2 separate regions of the Homo sapiens genome follow, and region 2 is linked to region 1. A link is a contact called in ENCODE Hi-C data. All regions are on one chromosome and are shown on one strand. Each heading gives the region's core, a stretch centred on a gene start or an enhancer-like site at or near the end of the contact. The rest is flanking DNA. Distances are from core to core; before and after follow the strand shown. Region 1 overlaps TNS1 (tensin 1). Region 2 holds the start of PRKAG3 (protein kinase AMP-activated non-catalytic subunit gamma 3).

What was found. Hi-C counts contacts between places; a loop is a spot of excess contacts on that map. Pooled maps may share reads with other maps.
Region 2: a loop to region 1 is called in a pooled map of psoas muscle, with 4 times the contacts of the local background. The contact joins the promoter of PRKAG3 here to the enhancer-like site in region 1. A Hi-C loop is called at or near these places in 2 of 50 pooled maps.

Annotation. Positions count from the first base shown.
Region 1 is chr2:217,927,621-217,932,854 of GRCh38, reverse strand. All of the region lies in intron 3 of TNS1 (tensin 1), which reads left to right. Among named protein-coding and RNA genes, the nearest start is that of MIR6809, 30 kb to the right of the region's middle. RefSeq lists enhancers at 2,206-2,749, 3,081-3,950. Within about 2 kb of position 3,439, at least 22 of the 41 ENCODE cell types and tissues checked have a DNase peak (open chromatin) inside an H3K27ac peak, as active enhancers do.
Region 2 is chr2:218,829,498-218,834,763 of GRCh38, reverse strand. PRKAG3 (protein kinase AMP-activated non-catalytic subunit gamma 3) reads left to right here and starts at 2,961. Exons shown (of 14, transcript NM_017431.4): 1 at 2,961-3,026; 2 at 3,389-3,428; 3 at 3,863-4,018; 4 at 4,383-4,786. The coding sequence starts at 2,994.

The DNA of each region.
Region 1 (5,234 bases), core at 2,190-4,689:
GGGCCAGGAGTTTTCCACATGAGTGAATTTTCAGATAACTGAAGCTTATGCATGGAAGAATTCAGAGCTCAGGAAAAACGGTGGATTTTTTTGATGGAAAGTTCTCACATTGTACAGTGTCCCATGCTTTCTTTGACTTTGACAATAGATGGGATCTTAAAAATCAGCTCCTTCCTCTCCCTCTATTGTTTCTCAGTTTCTTCTTCTGTAAAATGGGGATACGAATAGGACCTGCTTCACAGGGGTGAGGTGAAGATTACGTGCTTTGAGACGCATAAGAAGCTTAGAACTGAGCCCAGTGCATAGAATTTACTGGTCTGTAAATGAGGATGCTGAGGTGCAGAAAATGCCATTAATCACCTCCAGGTTAACATAGAGGGAAGTAACATCTCCTAAGCATATTCTGTATCCCAGACAATTTTACTGATGGCACCTAAGTCAACTTTATTGAATACTTCCAGCCACTCTGCAAAGATGATCTCACCCCCATTTTACAGAGGGGCAAACTGAGACGCAGGGAAGTTAAATAAGGTATCAATAGCTGGTCTGTAGCAAAACTGGCATTTGAGCCCATGCCTGACTCCCAGTCCAGGTTTTTTTCTATCCCTCCTCTTACCCTGTAGTTAGAAACTCATGGCCTCTTAGTGTGTTCAGGAATCTGGAAATGAGGACCCGCAAACAGGAGTTACGATCTCATGGAGCTGAATCTGCTCCCAGGTACCAGGTTTGGGTTTAGTGCACAGCTGTCTGGAGTCAGGCGATGAGAAAAAATGACCTCTGGGGACGTCCAGGGAACATAAAGCCATAGATCAGCTTTGAGGATGTGGGATGTTTTTCCTAAGTAATATGTGGCTGGGTTGCTTTCCACCCTGTTCCTCATTTTGGCCAGCCTTAAATTCTTGAAAGGAGACATAGGTAAACATCAGAAAGGATTTCCTGGTTGTCCACCACATAGGACAGTGATACAGGCAGCATAGGGAACCCGAAGAGTCAAAAATGTAAGGCACTTCTTCAAATCTGAGATGTCTTTTATTAAAAAACATTTTAACGTTTCCGAAAATGGAATGCACCTTAGGATCGATGTGTACAATTCAAGTAGCCTTCCCTCCTCCTCAAAAACTGTTACTCAGTTGATGATGCTACATACAATCAACAGCATCCTTGAAATTAGGAAACAGGGAGGTGAACACCTGTGGTTTGCAAGTAATTCTACAGGTGTTGAAAGTGGAGAGGTCTCTACGCCCTTGTCCTGGCTGGCAAACAGACGATGGCCTAGCTTCAGAAGACAGGGGCTGATGTCTGTGTGGGTCTCTGATGTCTGTGTGGATTTGAGTGTGGCCCCAGCCTCAGAATTCTCTATTTTGGGCCTGGCTTAGCCCCCCGCACCTACCCTCACATGTCCCCGTGGTGGTTGGCATGGTCCTCAGCACTGCCTGAGACCTTTGGCTCTTTGGGTTTTCCCACTGCTCTTAGATTTTTTTCCCATGCACCCTTCCTGCCTTACTGTTCTAGCACAGCTAAGGTCAAAGACTTTTGTCCCTTCAAGTTTCCATCTAGAAACAGAAACCCTTGGTGGAAAGTGAGGGGTTGGGGTGGGCAGCCTCGCTCTGGGTGGAAAAACAGATGGACTTGAATCCCAGTGAAATCCTAGCCCTCTTCATACCTCCATTATAGCATTACTGGGGCTGTTTTACAATTCTCTGTTTACATGCCTGTCTCCCCCACCGGGCCACAAGTTTCCCTCCCGGGCGGGGCCATCCTCATTCATCTGTCTCCAGAGCTGGGAACCTGGCATGGAGGGGCACTCAGTGGGCATTGTTGAGTGAACACGTGGTCTCGCTCCCCACGCCTGTCACCTCCTTTCACACCAGTTCCACTAGAACCATGACCACAGACCACAGCCCTTTCCTTGAGCAGCTCTTCTAGGAACTTCCTAGAAGCTCTGTTCTCTGTGCTGCCGGCCCTGTCCCCCAGCCTCCCTGCTTCAGAATAGGTCAGGGAGAAGGGGTGGGGTTTTCCTGCTTTTTGGGTTGCTGGAGAAGGCGACTCTGAAGCCTGCATTCCATATTGCCTGTTCACACCTCCTCTTCTAGCATGGCGGCTGGCTTCCCCCTAGTCCTCCGGCCGCGTGCCTCAGCAGCTCTGACTGCCCCACTTTCCTGCCCCTCCATCTTCTTATGTTCCTCGGATCCCCTCTTTAATCTCTCTCCTCTGCTCCCTGACCAGCTCAGAGCCTCTTCCAGGCTGGACTCTCGGGCTCCAGCCCTACACCTCACCCATGGCTTCTCACTGGCTCTGGGGGCATGAGGCCACTCCAGGGTCCTGGACATTGGCCTCAGCCTGGCCCTCCAGGTCATGTGCAGTGTGGCATGGGTTGCCTCTCTGACCGCCTTTCTCTGTTTGGCCCTGTGTGCCCTGGGCACAGCCAACTGGTCTCTTTGTGTTCTCTGACCCCTGGCATCTCTCCTCCCTACCCATCTCAAAGGCCATGTTCTCCATGAAACTTTCTGTGACCCCCGACTGGGAAAGGTGGTGTGGTCCTGGGCAGAGCTGAGGCTTCGGACACAGCCGCGGCAGAACTTGGTTCAATTTCCATTATTTACTGGTTGTGTGACCTTAGGCTGAGAATGCAACCTCTTAGTGCCTCATTTCCTCATCTGTGAAATGGACTGATAGCCCCTAGCTCAGAGTGCGCCGTATTGAATGAAAGCGGACCTGAACGTAATTTTCTCTGGCCAGAGCAAGGGCTTTGAGGTGGAGAGGTGAGAAATGGGAGTGGAGAGGGAGGCATAGCCAGGTCCCGAAGGGCCTGATGGCCATATTAGGACATTTGGACTTTCTCCCGTGAGCTGGGAGCTATGCAAGAACTTTAGGCAGAGAAGTGACACTGCTGGATGTGCATTTTAGAAATAGCTCCCTGGCTGCCAAATGGAGAATGGGGTGGAGGGGACAAGGCGGAGGGCAGGGAGACCAGTGTTGTAGGCTGTTGCAATCATCTCTATGATTAATAGGACCTGAGAAGGGGTGTATGTGGCTCAGAGAGGTATTTAGGAGGAGGAGTTGCCTAGGCTTGGTGGAAGGGAGGGGAAAGAATGAAGGAAGACAGACACATGGGCCTCTGGCTTGAACGACTTTGGTGGCCGGGGCGGGTGGGGGGTGGAGGGCTGAGGGAGGGGTGGTGGGTGGAGATGGGGGTGGTGGCAGGTGTTGTCAGTGCCATGCAGGAAGGCCAGGAGGTGGCCGAGTGTGGGCAGGATCATGAAACCAGGATGCTGACGGGTCATGCCCTGGGCCCCTCCGTGCCCTCTGACCCCTGCTGGTGCTTCCCTGTGGCCTTGCCTGTCCCGGCCTTTTGTCCTGGCTATTGCGGGGACCCTCTCACCCTGCCCCGGTAGGCTTGCTGTCTTGTGCTCCCTGGGCCTGGCACTCCATAGGTACTCAGTGCAGCTCTGCTGAACCCCATGTCTCTGACCCCCCTGCTCATCAGCACATGCTCCTAAGAAGTCCGGCCTAGTGTGCAGCCTCACCTCTCCCAGCTTCCCTGATTAGGGGTGTGGGTGAGTGTGGCCCCTGAGCCGGGACCCTTGAGATCCCCGCTTGGGTTGTCTGGAGGCTAATCTCCAGAGAAGACTCCCTGCCTTCACCTGGGGTAGGCCCATCTGGGTGCCATGGTGTCGTGCCTTCTTCCAGGCTGGCTTGGGAGGGCCTGGCTTCAGTGGCTGGGAGGCCCATGGTCCCACAGCTTGGCCTGCTGGTCCCCCCGAGTTCCCCTTGTTGTTGTCAGCTTCTGACTGAAGCTGCCCAGAACTCCACATTCCGCAGGCTCCTGAAGGGTCAGGCACACCTGCTCTTCCCTGCCTCGTTCAGGTCTGGTTGTTGAGTGGCCCTTATGTGGACCTGGCAGCTGCTCTGTGTGTGGGTGTGGTTAGAGGTGGGGAGGTTCTTGTCTGAAGAGGAACTCCCCTGTCTGGAGAGCCCATCTCGAGTGGCTTGCAGGACAGGGAGCCTAGCAGTGGGCTGGGGGGTCAGTGAGTGGGGCTGGGGAAGAGGATCCTGAGACAAGAAGAGGAAATGGAAGAGGAAGCAGTGGGCAGCTGGAGCTTTGGGGATAGGTTGATGGGGCCAGTGATTTAAGAGGAGCTCAGCTCAGGAGGATTTGGGGAGGGGTGGGGCCTGGGGCCTTGGTGAGTCAGCCCTCTGGGACTCCCCTGTGTCCTGTCTGCTTCAGGTTCTGGGTCCCAGCCTGTGCTGGGTTTGGGGAAAGGGCCAGGCCCACTCCCTGTCCCCACTGTCTTTGGAGGGACACTCAGGGCTTGGGTGTGTGTGCCCTGGCTTGGTGTTGCTGGGAACAGGCCCCTTCTTGCCTCCAGGAACTTGATGCACTTCATTTCCTGGTCCAAACAGAACTCTATAAAAGGGAAGGAAACAGACTAGCAGGCCAGGGAGCCTGGAGAGGCTGGAGCAAGCCCCGGTGAAGGCCAGCTGCCTGGTGGGGAGGGCACAGGCCTGGGGAGGAAATGGGCCGGGGCAGTGGCCACCTTCTCTCCAGGATCCCTCCTCCTGAGGGCCTGAGGCTCAGCCTGGGAGGCCAGTGTCTTTGAGCTGTGCTGGGACCCTTGAGACCTCTGGCCCTTTCAGGCAAGCCTTGTAATCTTGTCCCCACACCCTCCCTCCATGGCCTTGGCATTCTTGCAGCTCCTTGTCTGTTGAGCATCCTCAGGTCCTGAAGGAGGCCTGCCTCCCTCCTGGTTGGCAGGCTAACAACTGGCCCTCTCCCCTGGGCCTCCCAGCTTGCCTTACCAGGTTGAATGGGGGCTGTCTGGGGCCTTCCTGAGTTCTAGTGGACTCATGGTGTGAGCCCTGAAGTGCTGGACTGTCCACAGATAGGAGGGTCACCTGCCTATTTCTTCATATGGGCATGGAGACTGGGGCCTTCTGGGATTATTGTCTGGATTTTTTCTGGACCGCTCTGGTATCATTTCAGAGAACAGGGCTCAGAAGCTGCCTGCCTCCTGGCCACAGGTTCCTGGGGCAGGGCCCAGAGGGTGAACAGCAGGCAGAGCTGTGGGCATGCCAGGTCTGCTCTAAGAGTGGGTAGTGGCACCCTCCCGTGCTCTGGGTGAGGAAGAGAAGTCAAGGGTGGGGATGGGGGTCACTGCAAATGTGTGTTTTGTTAGAGTGGAGATGAGGGCCCCTAGGCTTCAGGGTGCCTGATGGCCTCTTGTCTCTGGGTT
Region 2 (5,266 bases), core at 1,712-4,211, 900 kb before region 1:
GAGCAGTGCTGGTGTGTACCCCCAGCTGGAGTCCTCCTCCACCCCAACCTTGACAGCAGCAGGAGATGGCTACTGAAGGGTCAGAGCCCTCCCGTGCCTGCCTGCCTGCCTGCCTGCCTTCAAAGCCTCATGGTTGGAGGTATAGAGGGGGCAGGTCTGTGTCTTCCATAAAGCTTAGTGGTTATAAATGTGGTGCCTGAGTCTGGGTTTGATTCTTGGCTCCATCCCACTAGCTTTGAGATTTTGATCAAGTTACTTAATCTATTTATGCCTTGGTTTTGTCATCTGTAAAATTGTAATAGTCAAAGTATTTCCCTCACAGGGTTGCAAGGGATTACACAGGACATGGCATATAATGTGTTTTGCACAGTGTGTAGTAGACACTAAGCACTGCACGAACATGCAGGGTCATTATCTACATATGTAATTCCTAATCCTACCTCAATCCTGCAACGTAGATGTATTAGTTAGAGAGAGGCTTGGCTGCTATAACAAAGGTTCAATTTGTCGATCGTTTAAACAAGACAGAAATTTATTTATCTCTAACATAACAATCCAGAGGTAGGCAGACCAGGACAGGGGTGGGGGATGTTCTATCATTTTCAAACTGCATTTTCCATCGTTGGGTTCAGTTTGCTGCTCCGGCTCCCATCATCGTATTGTAATTCTAGCCAGTAAGAAAGGGTTCCCTTTCCTCCTAGGGGTACCCTTCTATCATATAATATATATGTATATAACATTGCTGCTCAAATTTCATGGTCAAACTTAGTCATATGGCCATACTATCTGCAAAAGAAGCTGTGAAATATAATCTTGCATTCAGTTAAAATTGTAGTGGTTTACTAACAGCAGAAGAAGGGTAGAAGAGATATTGCTCTACTAGAGCTCACCCATCTGGCCATCCCACACAAAAAACACAGTTACTGCCCTTCAAAAGGAGGCAAGTCAGAGTTCCATCTGAGTACGGCACCCAGCTGAGAGTCCAGGCTATCTGAGGGGTGGGCAGTTCCTTCTTCCAGGTAGATGGACACCCTATGGTCTGGTGACCTAAAAACTAACAGGCAGGTGATTTGCACCTCCTACTCCCCACAGACAACAGTGGAGGAAGAAGAGGGTAAGCTCAATTAAAACACTGACTCATGCTGAGCACACTGCTACGCGCCTATAGTCCCAGCTACTGAGATAGGAGGATCATTGAGCCCAGGAGTTTGAGACTAGCGTGGACAACATAGTGAGACACTGTCTCAAAAAAAAAAATCCACTTGCAACTGAAAGAATGGCAAACACCCAGCAGCTGCTGGATCTTAATTATCAAATCTGGTTGGGCAGGAATGGCTAAGCCCTTTCCTGGCAGTGGAGTAAGTTCTTGGTCAGCACATTTGACCACCCCTGGTTCTGCTCTCTGGGAAGATCTCCCCTTTCCACTCTCCTATGTAGCCTCTGGCTTTTCCTGCTGGGAAGCTGTTGTTTATCCAATATCCTTTGTCCCACACTGGCAAACTTGTGCTTTCTGCAGTCCTTCCAGCCTTCACAGCCCTCTTCCTGCTGGTGCGGATTTGGAGGGCTGGGAATAAGGCAAGGGAAGGGGTGTCAAACCAGGCTTTGCTGATCAGGCTTATGGTTTCTTTGCCAATACAACACCCTCACAATCTTAGAAGCCTTCTGAGTGGCTCCATGTTTGAGTAACCACAGCCAATGGCCTCATGTAGACCTTATTTTTATGCTTGAACACTCTGGACTTGGTGTTCTTCCTACTCTCCTTTCTCTCAAACTGGTGGTGGCTATCTTGAGTCCATTTGAAAAAACATGCTTGGTGTGAAGGAAATTCTCTTACACTGATCTCTGTCCTCTGAGCCAGTTCCCACTGTCCAGTGAGCAGATGTCCTTGAGAAAGGCTGGGGACCACAGGAACAGCCCTGGCCAAGGCTGTCCTCCCAACTCCATTCTCCTCCACCCTCCCCATTGGCAGAGTAGGAACATTGAGGGTTGATGGAAAACACATGTAATAAACTCAGACAGAAATTCACCAGTCTGTTGTTGAGTGTCCACTCCAGGGCCAGGGCTGGGATGGAAGAGGCTGGAAGGAGGAGAGAAAGGGAGGGGCAGAGAGAGGAAAGCCGGAGCAGCTGGGTCAGCATTCCCAATCCGGACATTGACTCAGGCTCCGGGAATGCCAAGGAAGAGGGTGGCAGCTACTGGAGCCAGGCTGGGATCCTGTTGGCACCAGGGATGTAGGCACAGCACTCACAGAGGGTTGGGGGCTGGGACACCTGCACACCCAGGCATATCTCCCAACCACAGGTGGAAACAGATGTCTCTTCCCCTGCGGGGAGCTCTGAGTGCTCCCCACGCCTTCGAGGTGATTCTCACAGCTCTTCACCTGCCTGAAACACCCACTCCATCTCCTTCACCTGAGAGAGGGACACACTCCAGGGACTCAAATCTGGACATCTGGACATACACTAGCTGCTCTCCTGGACTACCCACAAACCCCTTGCCTCATCTCCAGCCTCTGAGCTGGCTGCAACTTGCCCTTTCTAACTCCAGCACCACCCTCTACTGAAATTAGAACAAGGAAGAAAGTTATGCTGATCTGCCTCCATGTTCCCTTCTTTGGTGCCTGATAAAGATGAGGGAGGCTCTTGGAATAGGGGCTCAGGACTCTGAGAGCCCAACTCTGCTCAATGACCATGTTCCCACATGCTCCAAGCCACATCCCCTCAAAAAGGGTCCCTCTAGCTTGTCCTCAGTGACCCAGGAGGCAGCTGAGGACCAAGTACCCAGATTATCCGGTGCGCCCCTTCCCTCCCAGCAACCCCCAGCCTTCAGGGCTGTAGCAGCTGAGCAAATGGGGGCCCCTCCCTCTCATTGCCTGACACCCAATCAGAGAGAAACCGATCCTGGCAGGGCAGGGTGCCCGGGGCCGGGCCCAGAATAGTGCAGCCCAGCCACAGTGTCGCACACTTGCTCTCAGTTGGTCTGGGGCTGGCCACATGGAGCCCGGGCTGGAGCACGCACTGCGCAGGGTATGGGGGTCCCAGGGGAGCCGGAGCCGGGGCAGCTGAGGCCAGAAGATTGAGCGCACGGGCTGTGAATGTGTGTGTGGGCGTGTGTGTCTTCTGGTGTGTGTTTGGTCTGGATTTTCTCGTGAATATGGGCATGTGCATGTTTGGGCATATGTATTGTGAGTGTGTGTGGTTCTGTGTGCCTGGGAGTGTTTGGATGTGTGTGTTTCTGTGTGTGTTTGTGTATGGCTGCATGTCTGTGTATGGCGTGTGTCTGAGCGTGTGTATTGGTGTGCATGGGTGTGTAGGCGTGTGTTCAGGGAGAAGGGGTTTGGGAATGTAAGGCACTTTCCCCACTCCTTCAGAAACTCTTCTCCCCACAGACCCCTTCCTGGAGCAGCCTTGGGGGTTCTGAGCATCAAGGTAGGGAGAATGCCCCCTCCCTGGGGCCTAACCTCTTCCCCCACCTCCTTGTCCCCCACTTTTCTGGGACCCCAATTCCCTCCCAGCCTGGCTTTTATCTTCCTCCTTTTGGTCTTTCTTCCTCATTGTTCTTCCTCCTTTCCCCAGGTGTGTTTCCCTCACCTCCAATTTCCTCTTTTCAGAAGTGACTTTCCCACTTACTTGCTGTGTGATTTGCAGCAAATTGCTTAACCTCTCTGAATTTCTGGTCCCTCACTAGCAAAATAGGGATGATAATAATGCCTGCTTTATAAGGCTGCTGTAAGTTTTAAATGAGAAATATGTTGGAGAAAAGCCCATTGGAAGCTTGCAAATCCTAAAGATTATGAATAACATTTGAATTGATTTTGATGCATTACTCCCTATTAACCAAACAGGCCCCATTCCCCTTCCAGAGATGAGCTTCCTAGAGCAAGAAAACAGCAGCTCATGGCCATCACCAGCTGTGACCAGCAGCTCAGAAAGAATCCGTGGGAAACGGAGGGCCAAAGCCTTGAGATGGACAAGGCAGAAGTCGGTGGAGGAAGGGGAGCCACCAGGTCAGGGGGAAGGTGAGGCCAAGGCCAGTTCTGGGGAGGTGGGAGCCAGGGGAGTGGGAAATCCCAGAGGAGCCTGGGTCTGGTCTCTACCTCAGGTCCCTCCATAACACAGAGTTGGACCCAACCTTCATCTTGTGGCCTCAGTCTCCCTACATAGTAGAGAACAAGGCACTGCAGTGCCAGAGGCCAGCATGGCCAACTCAGAAAGATGGGACAGAGCCACTACCTGGGGCGACTCTCAGGTCAGCCCCTCACCTGCAAATAGGGCCACAGCATCCAGGCTTCCCACTGCTGCTGTGAGATGAATGGCGACAGCAGATGAGAACGTGCTTTGGAAGATGGAGTTACTGTCCTCTTCCCCTCCTCCCCCAAACAGGTCCCCGGTCCAGGCCAGCTGCTGAGTCCACCGGGCTGGAGGCCACATTCCCCAAGACCACACCCTTGGCTCAAGCTGATCCTGCCGGGGTGGGCACTCCACCAACAGGGTGGGACTGCCTCCCCTCTGACTGTACAGCCTCAGCTGCAGGCTCCAGCACAGATGATGTGGAGCTGGCCACGGAGTTCCCAGCCACAGAGGCCTGGGAGTGTGAGCTAGAAGGCCTGCTGGAAGAGAGGCCTGCCCTGTGCCTGTCCCCGCAGGCCCCATTTCCCAAGCTGGGCTGGGATGACGAACTGCGGAAACCCGGCGCCCAGATCTACATGCGCTTCATGCAGGAGCACACCTGCTACGATGCCATGGCAACTAGCTCCAAGCTAGTCATCTTCGACACCATGCTGGAGGTGAGGCCACGGCTCTGCCCAACCTGTACTCACTCTCCATCCACACGGTGCTGCAGCCGCCACTCCCACCCTGCAGGATGCCCTGCTGAGCCAGGTGCCCCTGCAAGCCCCCTGAAAGGACTCCTTCTTAGCACTATGGAGGCCAGTTGGGGGAGGGACAGCTTCTACTCTCTGTTAGCACACGTAATTGTCATCACAGCTCTGCCACTTAGTAGCTGTAGGACCTTGAGTTACATTACCTTTCTTGTCTCTAAAATGGGGATCGAAATGCCTGCTGCACCCTACATAGTTCAGAGGATTCTTGGACTACCCAGTATAAAGCGTGAACAAAGTATGTGTAAGACATTGCAGAGGCCGGGCACGGTGGCTCATGTCTGTAATCCCAGCACTTTAGGAGGTCGAGGTGGGCAAATCACAAGGTCAGGAGTTCGAGACCGGCCTGACCAACATGGTGAAACCCCATCTCTACTAAAAAAAAAA